5 separate regions of the Homo sapiens genome follow, and regions 1, 2, 3 and 4 are each linked to region 5. Evidence: chromatin contacts called from ENCODE Hi-C or POLR2A ChIA-PET data. All regions are on one chromosome and are shown on one strand. The core of a region is the stretch at or near the end of the contact, and the rest is flanking DNA. Distances in the headings are between cores, read along the strand shown. Region 1 holds the start of DNAL1 (dynein axonemal light chain 1). Region 2 holds the start of DLST (dihydrolipoamide S-succinyltransferase). Region 3 has its middle 49 kb from the start of FOS. Region 4 holds the start of MIDEAS-AS1 (MIDEAS antisense RNA 1). Region 5 holds the start of ABCD4 (ATP binding cassette subfamily D member 4).

Region 1 (3,402 bases), core at 778-3,277, 660 kb before region 5:
ATCCAGGCCTGAAATAAGAGCAAGCAGACCCACACATTCTCTGGTGAACAGGTTTTGGAATCTATTTTGTCATTTTGTAGGATATGAAAGAACAAAAGAAGGGTCCAAGTTATATAATTCTTTTATTTTCTGTGTGAATGTTTTTAACCTTTGAGAATCTGGAACTCAAAATGTTCTTTATGTGAAGTGTACCAAGATTTTGAAACCTATCCAATAGTCCCATAGACAGTTTTTTAAAAAATAAACATAGAAATTGACCCTTCCGGTTTTAAAGCTTAAAATTTAGGTATCCCCCAGACATCTCAGAAAGTATCAAAGAACTTAAACTTACCAGATCACTACATATGAATTTTGGTGTACCACCACTCAGTCCACAGCAAACATTAAACCCTCATAATATCCTTTTAGATATATGTTTATATACGTGTGTGTACTATGTATAACTTTTCCATTTTTTTGCTTTGTTTTTTGTTTTAGAGACAGGGTCTGGCTCTGTTGCCCAGGGTGGAGTGCAATGGCACAATTAGAGCTCACCTAAGCCTCAAACTCCTCAAATGATCCTCCTGCTTCAGTCTCCCCAGTAGCTGGGACTATGGGTGTTGTACCACCATGCCTCGCTAATTTTTATTTTTTACAGAGCCAGGGTCTTGTTACGTTGCCCAGGCTGGTCTTGAACTCCTGGGTTCAAGGGATCCTCTTACTTTGGCCTCCCAAATTTCTGGGATTACAGGCATGAACAAACTGCACCAGGCCACTATGTATAATTTTAAAGGAAAATCGTACCAACTATTTTGTTTGGTAACTTCTATTTTTACTTGAAATATGACTATCTTTGGATGTGAATAGATGCCTTTCAGCAAGTCAATTGTACTTTTTTAGTGTAAGTACATTATTGCATTGGATGTTCAATACTACTAACCAATTTTCTCTCTCTTTTTGTTTGTTTGTTTGTTTGTTTTGAGACGGAGTGTCACTCTTGTTGCCCAGACTGGAGTGCAATGGCGCGATCTCGGCTCACTGCAACCTCCGCCTCCCGGGTTCAAGCAATTCTCGTGCCTCAGGCTCCGGAATTGCTGGGACTACAGGCGCGTGCCACCACACCCGGCTAATTTTTGTATTTTTAGTAGAGACGGGGTTTCACCATGTTGGCCAGGCTGGGCTCAAGTGGTCAAGTGGTCCGCCCTCCTCAGCCTCCTAAAGTGCTAGGATTACAGGCGTGAGCCACCAGTCCCGGCCACCAATTCTCTTTTGTTGATAATTGAGTTGATTTTTTTTTTTCTATTAAAGCTTTGAACATACATCTCTGTGCTCAGGATAAAGTCCTGGAAGTGGAACTGCTGGATCACAAAGGGTGCAAAAGTTTTTGAACAGCCAACAGCCTTCCAGAAAGGCTGTATCAATTATAAACAGCAGCGTATTTGTGTGTCCCTACTTCACCATACCCCTAGCAACTCTATGAATTATTATTATTGTTAATAATTTTTAGCTCATTTGGTAGGTGGGGAAAAAAAGACACCCTGGTGATTAAAACCAACAATTTGTGATATTTAAAATGTGGAACCGAGCTTTCAGCTGCCTCTGGCTCCCTGGAGGATCCGGGGTAAAGAAACATAAAATGGGTGGAGTTTGGCTCTGGTATTCTCAGTGGGATGGGATGGAGAGGGAAATTACAGCAAGCCGCTTATTCTCCCCTCGTCCGGAAAAGGGTGGGAAACGCCATCGTTAGGGCAAAGGAATTAAGAACATTATTTTATGAAAAGGGTAGTTGTTAGGGGGACGTTTTAAGGTTTTTAACTTTAGGCGGACAAGTCACTACAGATCAGCTGAAATTGCTTTCGGTCCTGACTACTCCTGTGCGGGGTTAAGACCTAAGGAAGCAAAAGGGCAGCCAGCAACAGCCGGACGGGAGGACCCCGGCGGCCGCCACGCAGTCCCACAATGCCCCGCTCGCACCACCCTGAGGGCGGAGAGAAAGGACCGCTGCCGGGGATAGGGCTTCCGCCGAGAGCGCCGAGAAGTGCGCACGCGCACTGACCCCGCGGGCCCTAGCAACCAGAGCAGTGACAGTAGCAACCGCCGGAATGGTGAGTACCTTTCGGGCCGCGTAGCCAAAGCTGAGAGAAGATTGGGAGTGGAAAAGGGTGACTGTGGAGTGTTGAGGGTCTGGGGGTCCTTGAACAGCGGAAGGGAGCCGGTAGCTGACGCTAGCTCTGTGGAGTCAGGGGCCCGAGGCGAAAGAGAAGCCCTGGCCGGGGGTGGTCTGTGGTGAGGGCGGCCTGGGGTGGATCGGAGGTTGGGTTAAGGTGGAGGGACTCAGACAGGAGAAAAGGGAGGGCGAAGAGCAGGAAATTCTCTAAAAAGAGCGTATTGGAGTGGGAAGGGTGATGGGAAGGAGAGTGTAGATAAAGATATCTCTTTACATAGAAGTAATTTTAGTGACCCCCCCGTCGAGATGCAGGGAGGGGCTGGTTACCAGAGGGTTCTGTATAACACGGATTGCAGCAGTTTTCGTAACCTGTGATGTACCCAGGTTGCCTTCTGAATGACTACGAGGGCAGTTATTAGGTGACACTGTAAAGCACACTCTGATGGATATATTAGAGCAGTGATTCTCAAATTTCAGTATGCATAGGTATGGGCTTGTTGGAATGCAGATTGTGAATTTTTAATATGATTGGGGGTTTCAGGAATGTGCATTTCGACAACACACCTCAAGTGATTATAAAATTGGAGGGCATCCCACCACACTGAGAAATGCTGTTGCCTTAGGTTTGAAATCTACCAGCTGTCTATCCAATGAGAGCTCTTTATGAAGTAATGGTTTTACCTAGAGATGCTCCTCAACTCTTACTTGATGTGTTCACTCTCTTGCTTACATACTTGGTAGTTCTAACTAGTCGTTTGAAAAGGATTGCAGACCCAGCCAGAGCTATTGAGCAAAGTATGTGATGTCCTACTGGATAGAGATGTTTATGAAGAAGAAGCATAATTACTTGTCTTCTTTTTGTGATTCCAGTGCTATATAAGTGGGCAGAAATTGAGCCCAGGAGATGGAAATGATGAGGAAGTCATGCCTGCCCTCAACAAGATGAAATACCACTCTTTAAAAAGTAGTTTCCCCCCTGCTTTCCTTACTTTGTTCCCCAAGCAGTTAGCTGAAAATCACTGCCAAGGAAAGTTAAAAGTTCTGGAACCTAGGTTTATATTCAGGTGAAGAAAGGCTCAGACCTAAATATTTATGAAAGTATGAACCATGGTGATTGTTGAAAATCTTCAAATAGAGAATCAGAACCAGTACAGTTATAAGTCACTTAATGATGACAGGGATACATTCTAACAAACACATTATTGGCAGTTTTGCCTTGCAAACATCATAGAATATGCTTACAAAAACCAGATGGT
Region 2 (3,391 bases), core at 793-3,292, 580 kb after region 5:
AAGGATGACTAGGAGTTCCTAGGCAAATAGGAGGAGGAAACAGCCCATGCAAATAGCTCAGCAAGGCTATGGCCAGTAGTGTGGTTTGACTAAAGCTCACAATCTGTGAGAATGTGGGGAGAGAATCAGAACATAATCAGAGGCCTGATTATCAGGTGCCTGGCCAAGTTGAGGAGTTTGTACTTTATCCTACAAGGGAGATAAACTTTATCTCCCTTGCTTTATCCGACCAGGAGAAGCAATGAAAGACTTTAATCAGAGGAGTGACAGGATTAGGTTTGCATTTCAGAAGGATTTCTTTTTTTTCTTTACTTTCTTTTTTTTTTTTTTTTTGAGACGAAGTCTCACTCTGTTGCTCAGGCTGGAGTGCAGTGGTGCAATCTTGGCTCACTGCAACCTCCATCTCCTGGGTTCAAGCAATTCTCTTGCCTCAGCCTCCCGAGTAGCTGGGATTACAGGCATTCACTACCACACCCAGCTAATTTCTGTATTTTTAGTAGAGATGGGGTTTCACCATGTTGGCCAGGCTGGTCTTGAACTCCTGATCTCAAGTGATCCACCCACCTCATCCTCCCAAAGTGATGGGATTACAGGCGTGAGCTACCACACCAGGCTCAGAAGGATCTTTGACACAGATATAAAGGATGATGGGCTAGAGAAAGCGAGAGCGGAGGCTTAGAACTGCTTAGGGAGCTTTTCAAATAATTCAGGTGAAAGCTACTGAGGAGTTAATTGTGGGTAGCAGCAGGGCAGAGCTGTTTTCTCTATTTCTAGTTAGGACTTTGGCCCATCCTTCCAGAATTTCAGTGGCAGTGCTTTCAGGGTTCAGGTGAGTGAAGGCACTGTAAAGGTCCTGATGGAATTTGAGGCCAGCCTGGGCAACATAGTGAGACCCCGTCTCAATTTATATTAAAACATAAATTAATTAGAAAAATAAAAAATAAAGGTCCTGAGGGCCAGGCAAAATGCCTCAGATAAAGAAATCATCATGAACGGCACCAAGTGGTTCATTCATTCATTCATACATTTATGTGTTACTAATTCAGCCAGAGGTTTAAAGCACATCTTTTTCATTAGGAAGGTGAGCCTTAAAGGTGAATACTCAAGGGGCCTGAATACTTAAGGAGGGGAAGGGGATGCTATATGCTTTCACTTCAAGTCAGCGGGAAGAATGGCACACTCAAAGTGGGGAGGTCAGCCTGGCATGGTGGCACCTGTAGTCCCAGCTACTCCAGAGGCTGAGGCAGAGGGATCGCTTGAGCCCAGAGTGTCGAGGCTCCAGTGAACTATGACCTTGTTTCTTAAAAAAACAGCTGGGAGTTTATATTCTAGGGATAGGGTGACAAACGAACAACTTCCAAAATGCACAAGATGTATGGGGAACAATTAGTTTGGCTGGAATTTGCGTTGGGGGGAGATCAGAAGCTGTTGAGAAATAAGGCTATAGTTGGTGAAGATATCCGACTCGTAAAAAGGCAATGGGATTTAGAAATTCCTGGGATTCTGTTTCTTTGACTCGGGGTTAGGAAGACAGGGAAGTAACAAGTGCCTTTTTTTTTTTTTTTAATAGTTAAGGGACCTGAGACTGGGGGTGGGGGGCAATGTCATCTGCCCCAGGCCACACAAGTGTAAGATCAGGCATGCATGTCTGCCAAGGTTTCAGTTCAATGTCCGTGCCCCTCTTTTGCTCTCTTCCCAAGGTACAGAGGCGGAACGGCGCGGTGCCCTCGGGTCCCAAGAGAGAAGGGCGCCAAGCTCAGAGCCAGTTCTGTGGAAGGGTAGGGGAAGGCCTGACCCCGGGGGCAATGTGGTGGCGGGACAGTCGTATACACCTTCAGGAGAACCACCTCAGGCTGACAGGCAGTGCGGAGGGCCCCAAGAGCGCCTTAGGGTTGCCTGCTCCAGAGAGCGGGACTCCTGCGCTGCAGCCGGGATACTGGGCGCCGCCGTGCGCCCACCCCCTGCCAGTGGTTCGCTCCGAACACCCCTCGTCGGGCGGCGGGTACTGCGGCCCGCCCCACTTCCGGTTGTTGTCCGGCCCTATATCCGGTGTCCGCCCGCCCTCGGCTCCTCCGCCGTGATGCTGTCCCGATCCCGCTGTGTGTCTCGGGCGTTCAGCCGCTCGCTCTCCGCCTTCCAGAAGGTACGGTCTGGCCGAGCCGGGGCCCCGACGGGTGAGGAGTCTGTTGGCGGGCAGAGAGGCGGCCTGGAAGGCAGGGGCGCGGCGCGCCGGCCGGGCCGGGCACCAAGGGCACTGGGACGCGGAGGCCGCGCGGGCTGGGCGGCCCGGGGCCGTGGTTGCCCTCGGGACCGTTTTGCGGAGCCCAGCGGCCCCCTGCCTTCTCCAGGCAGCCTGCGGGGAACGTTTCCTGCTGTACCCCACCCTCCGCGCGGGAGCTGGGGAGCCGCGCCCGTCCAGATACTTGACTCAGAGTTAGGGAGGAGGCGCGGCGGAGTCCTCCGGCGGGATTCGGCGCCCGTCTCGTCTTGCTCTGTTAAAATCAGTGGGTATTAATGAGTCCCGTTGGGAAGTTGAGATAGTTTGGCAGGCCCAGCGTGTTGATTGGGTCTGCCAGCACGGTGTGTTGCATTTACCTTCGGAGTTACGAGATTCACCTGTCACCACCACTGGGACAGCTTTGAGCGTGTACTTAAAAGAAAAAGCTGGGTTTTTTTTTCATCTTGGGTGACGTCGATAATGTCTTCTTTCTCAACAGGGGAACTGCCCTCTAGGGAGACGTTCCCTGCCTGGTAAGTTCTGCCCTTACCGTCACCTAAAATGCTCTCCTCCTGGGCAGAGCAGTATGTGAGGAACTCGGGGGTGCCTGTGTTTCTCATAATATTTAAAGACAGTTTGGTTCAGAGAGTAGTGAGACGCAATGCTACATAATCACGAGCTATCGCTTATTCATTTAGCTCGTAGTTGAGTTTCTACTGTGTTAGGCACTGTGCTAGACGCTAGGGATACAGGAGTGGATACAGAAGTGTACAGTTCTTGCCCTCGTGGAGCTCCTAGGCTAGTTGGATAGTGTCAGTTGCTAAACAAGCCAACAAAGGCAAATTTTTGTAACTGCTGAGAAGGAAACGAGGGTGGACAGAAGAGCCCTTTTTGAGGAGGTGACTTAAAAGTTATGGCCATGGCCGGGCGCGGTGGCTGACGCCTGTAATCCCAGCACTCTGGGAGGCTGAGGCGGGCGGATCACGAGGTCAGGAGATCGAGACCATCCTGGTTAACACGGTGAAACCCCATCTCTACTAAAAAATACAAAAAATTAGCCGGGCGTGGTGGCAGGCGCCTGTAGTCCCAGCTCCTCGGGAGGCTGAGGCACGAGAATGGCGTGAAGCCGGGAGGCGGAGCTTGCAGTGAGCCGAGTTCGCGCCACTGCACTCC
Region 3 (3,176 bases), core at 653-3,152, 930 kb after region 5:
CGATTCTCCTGCCTCAGCCTCCCGAGTAGCTGGGATTACAGGCATGCACCACCACGCTCGGATAATTTTTGTATTTTTAGTAGAGACGGAATTTCTCCATGTTGGTCAGGCTGGTCTCAATCTCCTGACCTCATGATCTGCCCGCCTCAGCCTCCCAAAGTGCTGGGATTACAGGCGTGAGCTATCGCTCCTGGCTGAGAGATTTTTAAGTAAGAGGAGGCGTGCCGTCAGATTTACATTTTAGAAAGTTGTCTCTAGGGGCAATGGTGGAGAACAACGACTAGAAGCAAGGAGCCCACTGAGGCCGTGGTTCCCGTGTTACAGGGGAGATACAGCGGCAGCCAGAATGCAGAGGTGGAAGGTAGATGGGAAGGAGGGGATACAGTCAAGAGATACTAAGGAAATAGAATTAACAGAAGAGGGAGATCAAGAGATTTGCTTATGCTTCTGGGTTTGCAGGACATGCCATTTACTGGGGCACAGAATATAGAAGAATTAGGTGTGTGTCAAGAAGATCCATCATTCTGTTTTGTACACGTTAAGTCTAAGAACCACCAGGTGGAAATGGAGGCAGCTGTGTATGCAGATGTGTGGGCAGAAGAGCCAGGCAGATGGATTCGGAACTCAGCAGGGTATGGCTGTGGTTGAGGTCATGCAGAGAGCATGGTGGGTGGGGGCACTGACGGCAGAATCTCCTAGAACCCCAACATTTAGGAGATGAGCTGAGAAACAGGAACCCTAGATTATCTGGAAGAGAAGCTTGGGAACTACGAAAGTGTTCAGAGGGAGGATCAGGCAGGGCACTTGTCAGAACAACTGCAGTCTGGGTACTCAAAGGAAGGAAACTTCTCAAAGGTGTGTGTTTCAGGCATGCAGATACATATGCATTTTTAAAGTCATTCCTTCTCTTAAGTTTGGAATATTGAGGAAAAACTCTTTCACATCAACCCTGGTGCCACCAGGCGACCTGGCCCAACCCTTCACTGTTGTCCAAGTGCGTCAGGAGAAGCCACCTGGCCGGAAGGAGCCAGGTGGAGCAGAGGGCAGCCAGTCTTATAGTCAATAGTCAGTGATAAGGCCAGATGTGTGGCAATATCAAATAATCAAGAACTGGCGTCATCCCCAGACAGCATGCTTAACTGTCTTCAGTGAGGAGACAAGGAAGGGGTGGAGGGGTGTCTCAGATGCCTGGGAGGGGAAATGGGAGGGAGCTCGCATTTGTGGAGTGGGCCAGGCCCTGTGCTAGGCTCTTTCCATGTTATCTCCACTAACCCTCCCAACAGCCATGCCTGTTTCAAAGATAAGACAGATGGGGCTCCAAGAGGTTAAATAATGTGCCTCAGGTAGTAACTGAGTGACCTAGGATTTGAACCTGGAAGGCCAAAGGCCATGCTGTCTCAAGGGAGCCCTTGGTCACCAGTTCAGTCAATCTCCCTGGTGAAGGTCCGTGTGCTGTAAGTTTGGGCATGGATACAAACCTTCCCATTGAAGCTTGATATGAGTGATGGCTCAGCGCCCAATCAGCAGCCAGATTAGGTGTTCTCCATGAGTGGTTTGGTGCTAGCACTTGCTTCCAAACCACACTTCCTGTTCATCTTTCACACCTATTGTCTCACTGCTGGGTTTCTTGCCAAATGCCTCCCTTGCCACTCCCAGTATGGGGGCAGAGTGACTAGGGAACAGCTTACAATGAGGAGTCTGTCAGACCTCCTTACTTTGCAGACGTCCTAAACACCTGATGAGCAACCACCAACTACTGAGGAGAGCCAATTTGCACCCAATTTTTGAGACCCTAAAAGACACTCTTTGAGCCTGATTACAGGTCAAATACTGGTAATAGCTAAAGGGTGGCTTTCTGTGTGCTGAGCCTTGAATTGTCTGCCTAACATGCATTGTTTCATATAATTCTTAAAATAACCCCATGAGGTGAGTGCGATTATTACACCCATTTTGCCTACAAGGAAGCAGGCTGAGAGAAAAGTGTCTACACCCAGTAAGCACCAGGAATGTCTGAATCAAAGGCAGGGAGAGGTGCCTGCCAAGCCCCGCACTTCCTTTCTCTCCCTTCCCCTAAGGCCTTTGGCTTAGATACGCTGATCCTTGAGAAATCCCTCCTCTCTCTTCCTTCCTTCCTTCCTTCCTTCCTTCCTTCCTTCCTTCCTTTCTTTTTTCTTCCTTTCTCTCGCTCTCTCTCTTCTTCTTTCTTTTTTTTTCTGGAGTCTCGCTCTGTTTCCCAGGCGTGATCTTGGCTCACTGCAACCTCCACCTCCAGGGTTCCAGCAATTCTCTTGCCTCAGCCTCCTTAGTGGCTGAGACTATAGGAGTGCGCCACCACGCCCAGCGAAGTTTTGTATTTTTAGTAGACATGGGGTTTCACCATGTTGGCTAGTATGGTCTTGATCTCTTGAGCTTGTGATCCACCTGCCTCAGACTCCCAAAGTGCTGGAATTACAGACACGAGCCACCGCGCCCGGCCTATTCAGGAGCTTTTACCCCATAAATCTTCTTACACATAGAAAAATAAAAAGTTCTGTCCCTTGTTACAGGTATTTTATATTATCAGTGGCGCCAATAAGGTGGGTGCATGTGTGTGCACACATGCGTGTATATGGGTGTGTGTGCACACCTGCATGTATATGGGTGTGTGTGCACACATGCATGTATGTGTCTGTGTGTGTGCATACACATATGTGGGGGTGGAGTAGGAATCAGGCAAATCAACCTCATAGACCTGTTCCCTGTTTCTGGGGTCATATATGGCTACAGTGACTATGTTTCTGAACCACAGGCCAGGCCACATGTCCTGGCCATTGCAATGGTTGTTGAGGGGATATTACAACAGTGAAACTGATACCTGCCCATGAGATACAGAGGCTGTTGGCTAACAGTTCAGCAGATACACTGTAGCGTGCTTTGGAGACATTCTAAAGGCCTCTGAGAGAGACAATGTCTTGCCAAGAGTTGAGGCCTGAAACTTGACAGCTGCCCACAGCCCATTTAAGGGTTAGTGTTACTCGACACAATTTTAAAGACATTGTCATGGAGGATCTGATATTCTCAGAACATTCAAGAGAAATGTTATAGCCTAAAACCAGAGGGGAAATCTGAAACCATATCTTCTTTTAGGGGCTACTATAGAATTCATTAAATTAATAATTAAATCTATGTATGTACAT
Region 4 (3,442 bases), core at 473-2,972, 520 kb before region 5:
CACCCGTGCAATTTTGCTAATTCAAACAGCTTTCCCGTTTAGAGAGGTTGATAGCCATCTCCCATCTCCTTTTCCTACTGACGTCATCCCACATTTTCTCCGGAGACAAATAAGGGTAGAGTTCCTGGGATAGTTTTCAGGCTGCCTAAGATAGGAGTGCAGTGGCCTCCCGAGTCCACCCCACATCTCAGGCTTTGGACAAGTCGTCAAAAGTGAGAGGGAGGTAATGAAATAAATCACCTAGCTAGGGTTAAAGGGCAAAAAGAATTTGGAGACTGCAGCTCAGACCCAGATCTATCCTGGGCATTTGCAGTGCAAAGCTGCGTTTTCTTCGCCACTACCGAGGTCTTGCACAATAGCCTGTGTATAAACATCCACGCCAACAATGCCTGACTGTGCAATCACGCTGTAATTACAGGCCGGCAGGAAGCTGCTGCTAGGAACTGCACCATTCAACCTCTAGGACACCCCATCTCGAGTCTCCACGGCTCGGACGCACTTTCCTGCACACACCAACGTGTCCCCGCCGCCGCCGCTACAGTTGCAGTCTCGCCACTGGCCCGGGCCGCCAGCCCCTAGTTACTCTGCAGGAATGTCCCAAACTTCTCAGCTGTTCTTTAAAAAACCCTGCGCCACGAGGCTACCGAGGGCGACGGGAACCACCGTCAAAGTTCCTGCAGCACATTCCTGCAGCCCTTGCAGTTTTAGGAAACAGAAAAGAACGAGATGCCACAGAGTCCGCTGGAAGCGGGTTTCTGAGTTTTATATAGAAAACACTCACATATGTACGTGGGTGTGCTGACAGTTTTTATGGCTAAATTGCAAAGTGTTAGGCCTTAGCGATCACTGTCAGGTTTGGGACATGGTTGGGAAGGGTAAAGGGGGAGTCAGGAGCGATTCATTTCAAGGGGGCTTGGGGACAATTCCGGTTTGGTTTTCTGAAAATGCGTAGGGTTGTTTTCCCAAACTTCCGAGCTACTCTGCTCTTCGTCCCAGGAAGGCCAAGCAAATAAAAGTCCGGGGAAAGTTCCTTTAACTTCCTTCCTGCGCCCTCGACAAGGGCTGCGAAGAGGAAGAGGTCATTTCCCAGGGAAGCACCGGGCAGGGGCCGAGAGCTGCGCCCAGCCTGCAGGGATGGAGGCGCTGGGCGGAGGGCTGGCTGCAGACGTAGGCCCCGGAAAGCCCCTTCCCCCCACCCTACCTCAGGCCAACGGCGCCTGGAGCTGGCCCCGCTGCAGCCCTTGCTGTTTGAAGTCCCGCGGCAAAGCGGCGACAACACCGGCGCAGCCCGGCGCCCCGACCCCGGCCGCCGAGCTCCCTCCCTGCAGCACCCCGGCACCCCAGCGCCCGGCCCAACCCGGCCCGCCACATCCGCGCCCGCGCGGCCCAGCCCGAGCCCCGGAACGATTCCGAGCCCCACGCCGGCGCCCGGTGGCGGGAGGGGGCGCCGAGCCCGCGGCTTACCTGCGTGCTGGATCCCCGGGCTGCTCGGAGGGGTGCGGGGCGCAGGCGAGTGCGGCCCGCAGACTCTAACTTTGTTGCTCTCGGGACGGCGCAGTCGTCACTTCCTCGCGGAGCGGGCGGTGCGGCCCGGGCTGTGCGGCCCGGGCTGTGACCCAGCGGCTCGCGCGGTGGCGCGCAGGGCCCTGCAGCCAGCCGCCCCGCCCGCGCCCCCGGCTCCGCGCGCCCCTGGCCCCAGGCGCCGTCTCCCCACTCTGCGCGCCCTCGGCTGCGGGGTAGCGGGCAGCCCTGCGCTGCCGGCCGCCTAGCCTGCACCCCCCGCCCTGGGAGGGAAGCCTCGCTCCAGCCGCGTCGTTTCCGCGCCGAAGTGCGATCCGGGGCCCCGCGCTGGAGTCCCCTGCTCTCAGGCTGGTCTGGAAGGTGGTGGTGGGGTTCAGGGTCCCCGGAAAGCTGGGGTTCCAGGGTAAACACCAGTACACAAACAAAGCGGTGGGGGAGGGGAAAGAAAAAGTTTTTCCGTTTGGTGTTGGGGCTAAAAGGGTCATGTCAGAAAGCAGTGTGCTCTATGTGTTCTTAATGCCTAAAGTGGGCCTTAAAACAAGGGTCCCTGTCCCCACGTTCTCTCTAAAAGTCTGCATGATGTCCCTCGTCATTTCTACGGGTTATAAGTGAGCAAGACGTTTACCACGTATCACACTTCTGGGGGCTATTTCAACGCCCAAGCTGGGGCTGCAGAATGGTTTCTGTTCTAATCCTCCCCCGCGATTTCCACCTCTTTACACTCAACTCACAGAAAATAGAGTCTGATGCATTCTGTGTTTCATCACCGGTCAAAAGTGACTTTGAGGGTAGGGTGGAGGCCTGAGAAGGGCAGCTTCAGGCAATAGTAATCCTGAAATTTATCATTGCTCAAAATAAATGTGCTCACCTTATTAAAAAGTACAACGGAAAGCCACCTTTAAGATAAGTAGCAACCAAGTCGTTAAACAGCAGTCTTCAAGGAAGAACTCCTGATCTCATAAGGCTGGAGAAAAAACGGGGTTAGCCTTTGCTGGTGAAAAAAAAAAAAAAAGACATTCGAAACTGCAGTGAAGGGCTTTCATAACAGAAACATTAGCTTCATTGTAGCTTGTCGTGGAAAACAGGGACCTTTTAATAGGTGGTTCAAAAGCATCAGTTAGGGCTCAACAATTTTCCTTTTTTCCCCAAATACTGCTTCTCCTAGCACATTGGCCAGATAAAACCTCCCCCCTTTCAATGCTTCATCTTTTTATGAAAACACAGGAAACCATAAACTTGAGTGAAGGCTTTGTTCAGAAAGGTGGATGTAAGACTGATGGAAAATGACATTTGGGAAATGATCCCCAGGTCTGTGTTAATCTCTCATGGAAAGCCACAGACTCACCCAAAGATAGGCGTATGAAGATCGAAGCTCTCCTAGCAACATGAAATCCTCCACGTTGCAGCTGCTACGCCCTAGTTCTGATTTTTACTAAGACATTAATGGCACATTATAAATACAAAATGTGCAATGCAAGAAAAATAATACTGCTTTGAGAAATAACTGCATCATTAGACTCAATAATTAAAGTTCCCTGAAATTCTTCTTACATCACGCTATTGTGGGGAGATGGTGAAGGGATTGCCCATTTCAATTTTGGAATAAATAGAAGTAATTCCTTAGTGCATTCTGCTTAAGGCAACCAATGAGAGAATATGTTAGCCAGGCTTCTAAAGGCAATCATGTGATACTCCATATTTGCTAAAACAAGAGCTGAATATTTTTTTTGTTCCATATGCAATTCCAAATTTTCAGTCACAATTTCATGAATATTCAGTATTTCTGCATGCCCAGGAGTAATTAGCAGACAGTGTAAATGTGTGAAGGCCTGACACTTACACATACATTGCTTTTTTCTCTATGTAAGGTGGCAGTTGCTGGAGTACCAGGGCACCAAGTGGAGGATGTGGTAGACAGCCT
Region 5 (3,701 bases), core at 719-3,218:
TGTCAGCCTCCTGACAAGCTGCAATTACAGGTGCATGCCACCACGCCCGGCTAATTTTTGTATTTTTAGTAGGAGACGGGGTTTCATCATATTGGTCAGGCTGGTCTCGAACTCCTGACCTCCGGTGATCCACCTGCCTCGGCCTCCCAAAGTGCTGGGATTACAGGCGTGAGCCACCGCGCCTGGCCTAAAATCTTTTTTTTTTTTTTTTTGAGACAAGGTCTTGCTCTGTTGCCCAGGCTGGAATGCAGTGGTGCGATCTCAGCTCAGGGCAACCTCTGCCTCCCGGGTTCAAGCGACTGTCCCACCTCAGCCTTTTTAGTGGCTGGGAGTACGGGCGTGCGTCAACACGCTCAGCTAATTTTTGTATTTTTGGTAGAGATGGGGTTTCACCATGTTGCCCAGGCTGATCTTGAACTCCTGGACTCCAGTGGTCCACCTACCTCAGCCTCCCAAAGTGATAGGATGACAGGTGTGAGCCACCGGGCATGGCCAGGATCTAAATCTAGAGCCTACAAGAATTCCTGCAAGCCAGGAACATAGGAAATCCACAGAGAAGTGGGAAGGGATATAAACAGGCAATTCAAAAAAGGGAAAACCCACGTTTAATAAACACATGAAAATGTAGGCCGGGAGCAGTGGCTCACGTCTGTAATTCCTTTATGCACTGCCCGTCGGGAAGTGTAATCCCTGCACTTCGGGAGGCCGAGGCGGGTGGATCACCTGAGGTCAGGAGTTCAAGACCAGACTGGCCAACCCCCCCATCTTTGCTAAAAATACAAAAAATTAGCTGGGTGTGGTGGCGCGCGTCTGTAATCCCAGCTACTCAGGAGGCTGAGGCAGAAGAATCGCTTGAACCCGAGGCGGAGGTTGCAGTGAGCCGAGATCATGCCACTGCATTCCTGCCCGAGCAACAAGAGCAAAACTCCGTCTCAAAAGAAAGAAAGAAAGAAAGAAAGAAAATGTACACGATGGGATACCACCTTACACCCCCCAGACTGATAAACATTACAAAACCAGCCGCCACTGAACGATGGAGGGATACCGGGAAACAGGAAGCTTTATGCACTGCCCGTCGGGAAGTATAAACTAGTGTGACCATTCCAAAGAACAATCCAGCAAAATTAGATATGACCAGGACCCAACTCTGGGGTGGATACCCAGAGAAATGCAACAATATGCACAAGGAGACAACTGCCAGAATATTCGTTACAGTGTGGCTTGTGGGGGTGTTAATACTAGAAAAAAATCTATCCACCACTAGGGGAATAAGTCTATGCACACAGCACCCCTCATGCAAGCACTCAGAAGTGAAAACAAGATGACTAGCATGGATGGACTCAAAAACACAATGTTGAGGAAAAAGGTTTAAAGAAAAATCACAGCATATTATATTGAAGAATTCGAAACCGCTATATAGATTTCAAAGTAACACTTGCACAAATTTACCCAAGGTGGACCGTAAAGCCACTTATATAACACACCAGAGTGGCTGTCTGAAAAGGGGAGTGAAAGGGGTCTGGGAATAGGAACGAAGAGAGGAAGTGATAAAATAAACAAGGAGCCTTGCATTGGCCCACAGGGTGTCAAGAACTGAGAAGGATCAACTCAATTTTGTGCACCTGAGGTTCTTCTTTTCAAAAAAAGAATGCCAGTTGCGAGGGTGAGGGTCCCACACCGCAGGAGATGGCACAAGTCCGGCCAAGAACGGAGGGGGCCGCGGCCGGTGCGGAGCGGCCTAGAGCGGCGGGAGGGCGGACGCCCCTTCGAGAGCTCCTCTTTCTCTCAGAAGTCACGGGGGCGAGACGGGGGCGCCAGGGCGGCGGACGAGGCACGGAGGGCAGGAAAGCCCATTCCCTACAGCCCGGAACTCCTGCTCCCAAACCTCCTCCCCGACCGCCCTGCTTACCTGGCGCCAGCTCCGGGCGCGGGCCCCGCGACCGCCATGACCTGAGACCCGAGGGACTCTGGAGCCCAGCTGCCCCTAGTTCAGTACTGGGTAGAGTCCGAGGAGGGGCGGGGCCCCGGCTACCACAGAGACGGCGTTTGATAGAGAGGAAGGTGCGGGAGACGCGGACTCTCCCGGAAGCGACCGACGTCTCTAAAAGTACCAGAGAGTGGACTCGGCTGACCCGGCGGCTACAGCGCCCCCATATTTTCTGGGAGACTTCCCTTTTGACAATAGGTATCCGAGAGTGTAACTACTTTATGGCAAGTATTTTAGATTCTGTGTATAATAGATGTTTTACATATTCTCCCAGAGAAGCCAGCATGATCTTTAAAAAAGTATAAATTAGGCTTCCAGCCGGGCCCGGTGGGTTACTCCTGTAATCCCAGCACTTTGGAAGGCCAAGGCGGGAGGATCGCTTGAGCCCAGGAATTCAAGACCAGCCTGGGCAACATGGCAAGACCCCGCCTTTACAAAAGACAAAAGCATTAGCCGGGGATGGTGGCGAGCGCCTGTGGTCCGAGCTACTCTGGAGGCTGAGGCAGGAGAATCACTTGGGCCCGGAAGGTCAAGGCTGCAGTGAGCCGTGACTGTGCCACTGCACTCCAGCCTGGGCGACAAAGAGAGACCCTGTCTCAAAAACAAATAAATAGATGATAATGATCGATAGATAAGATAGATAGTTGAATGAATGAAATGCTTATCAGTTGACTGATTAGTACCCAAAGGGAGGTGGGAAATGGCTCAAAAAAAACCCAAACAGCATGATCCCACAGGTCCCTAAATTTGAATCTGGATGTGTCTTCTCACTTTCCTCCAATCCTTATTAAGTTTCAACTGCAAGCCAAACACTCTACAACATGCATGTATCACTTGTCTTTATGAAAGTTGCAGTCTAGCTGGGTAGGTCAATCAGTTGACAATTACAGATTTTTTTTTTTTTTTTTTTTTTTTTGATACGGAGTGTTGCTTTTGTTGCCCCGGCTAGAGTGCAATGGCGCGATATCGGCTCACGGCAACCTCAGCCTCCCGGATTGAAGCCATCCTCCTGCCTCAGCCTCCCGAGTAGCTAGGATTACAGGCATGTGCCACCACGCCCAGCTAATTTAGTATTTTTAGTAGAGACAGGGTTTCTCCATATTGGTCAGGCTGGTCTTGAACTCCTAACCTCAGGTGATCTGCCCGCCTTGGCTTTCCAAAGTGTTGGGATTACAAGAGTGAGCCACCGCTCCTGGCCTTTTTTTGTTTTTGTTTTTGTTTTAGACGGAGTTTCGCTCTTGTGGCTCAGGCTGGAGTGCAATGGTGCTATCTTGGCTCACTGCAACCTGTGCCTCCCGGGTTCAAGCGATTCTCCTGCCTCAGCCTCCCGAGTAGCTGGGATTACAGGCATGCACCACTATACCCGGCTAATTTTGTATTTTTAGTAGAGACGTGGTTTCTCCATGTTGGTCAGGCTGGTCTCGAACTCCCGACCTCAGGTGATCCACCCACCTTGGCCTCTCAAAATGCTGGGATTACAGGTGTGAATCACCGTGCCCGGCCTACAGCTGTCTTTATGAAGTGCTATGACAAACATACCATACAGCAGGGGTTCTCAACTTTGGCGCCATTAAGTTTTGGGGCCTGATCATTCTTTGCTGTGTAGGCTTTCCTATGCAATGTAGGATGTTTAGCTGTATCCCAGGCCTCTACGCACTAGATGCCGGTGGCATTCCTTCTGACCTAGGCATCCCAAAATGTCTCTAAACATTGC

Evidence for each region. A loop is a pair of places that touch in the nucleus more often than their neighbours do. ChIA-PET counts read pairs that join two places held with the same protein, here RNA polymerase II (POLR2A). Pooled maps may share reads with other maps.
Region 1: a loop to region 5 is called in a map of naive thymus-derived CD4-positive, alpha-beta T cell, with 6 times the contacts of the local background. The contact joins the promoter of DNAL1 here to the promoter of ABCD4 in region 5. A Hi-C loop is called at or near these places in 1 of 168 maps with a recorded cell type or tissue (naive thymus-derived CD4-positive, alpha-beta T cell) and 6 of 50 pooled maps.
Region 2: a map with no recorded cell type shows a loop between it and region 5 (7-fold over the local background). The contact joins the promoter of DLST here to the promoter of ABCD4 in region 5. A Hi-C loop is called at or near these places in 1 of 37 single-sample maps with no recorded cell type and 6 of 50 pooled maps. POLR2A ChIA-PET finds 5 or more read pairs at or near these places in 3 of 52 experiments (A549, B cell and PC-3).
Region 3: a map with no recorded cell type shows a loop between it and region 5 (30-fold over the local background). The contact joins the enhancer-like site here to the promoter of ABCD4 in region 5. A Hi-C loop is called at or near these places in 1 of 37 single-sample maps with no recorded cell type. POLR2A ChIA-PET finds 5 or more read pairs at or near these places in 2 of 52 experiments (WTC11 and naive thymus-derived CD8-positive, alpha-beta T cell).
Region 4: a map of IMR-90 shows a loop between it and region 5 (17-fold over the local background). The contact joins the promoter of MIDEAS-AS1 here to the promoter of ABCD4 in region 5. A Hi-C loop is called at or near these places in 1 of 168 maps with a recorded cell type or tissue (IMR-90) and 2 of 50 pooled maps. POLR2A ChIA-PET finds 5 or more read pairs at or near these places in 2 of 52 experiments (WTC11 and activated T-cell).

The regions. Positions count from the first base shown.
Region 1 is chr14:73,642,959-73,646,360 of GRCh38, forward strand. It overlaps DNAL1 (dynein axonemal light chain 1), which reads left to right and starts at 2,028. Exons shown (of 8, transcript NM_031427.4): 1 at 2,028-2,084. The coding sequence starts at 2,082.
Region 2 is chr14:74,879,874-74,883,264 of GRCh38, forward strand. It overlaps DLST (dihydrolipoamide S-succinyltransferase), which reads left to right and starts at 2,043. Exons shown (of 15, transcript NM_001933.5): 1 at 2,043-2,143; 2 at 2,718-2,751. The coding sequence starts at 2,081. RefSeq lists silencers at 1,975-2,201, 2,058-2,387.
Region 3 is chr14:75,228,694-75,231,869 of GRCh38, forward strand. No RefSeq gene overlaps it. Among named protein-coding and RNA genes, the nearest start is that of FOS, 49 kb to the right of the region's middle. RefSeq lists a cis regulatory region at 1,050-1,605. Within about 2 kb of position 1,903, at least 20 of the 41 ENCODE cell types and tissues checked have a DNase peak (open chromatin) inside an H3K27ac peak, as active enhancers do.
Region 4 is chr14:73,785,638-73,789,079 of GRCh38, forward strand. MIDEAS-AS1 (MIDEAS antisense RNA 1) reads left to right here and starts at 1,723. Exons shown (of 3, transcript NR_109995.1): 1 at 1,723-1,872; 2 at 3,390-3,442. It also overlaps a transcript of MIDEAS not described here. RefSeq lists silencers at 1,168-1,757, 1,808-1,857, 1,938-1,997 and an enhancer at 2,348-2,397.
Region 5 is chr14:74,300,966-74,304,666 of GRCh38, forward strand. ABCD4 (ATP binding cassette subfamily D member 4) reads right to left here and starts at 1,969. Exons shown (of 19, transcript NM_005050.4): 1 at 1,910-1,969. The coding sequence starts at 1,947. It also overlaps a transcript of VRTN not described here. RefSeq lists a silencer at 1,718-1,797 and an enhancer at 2,058-2,417.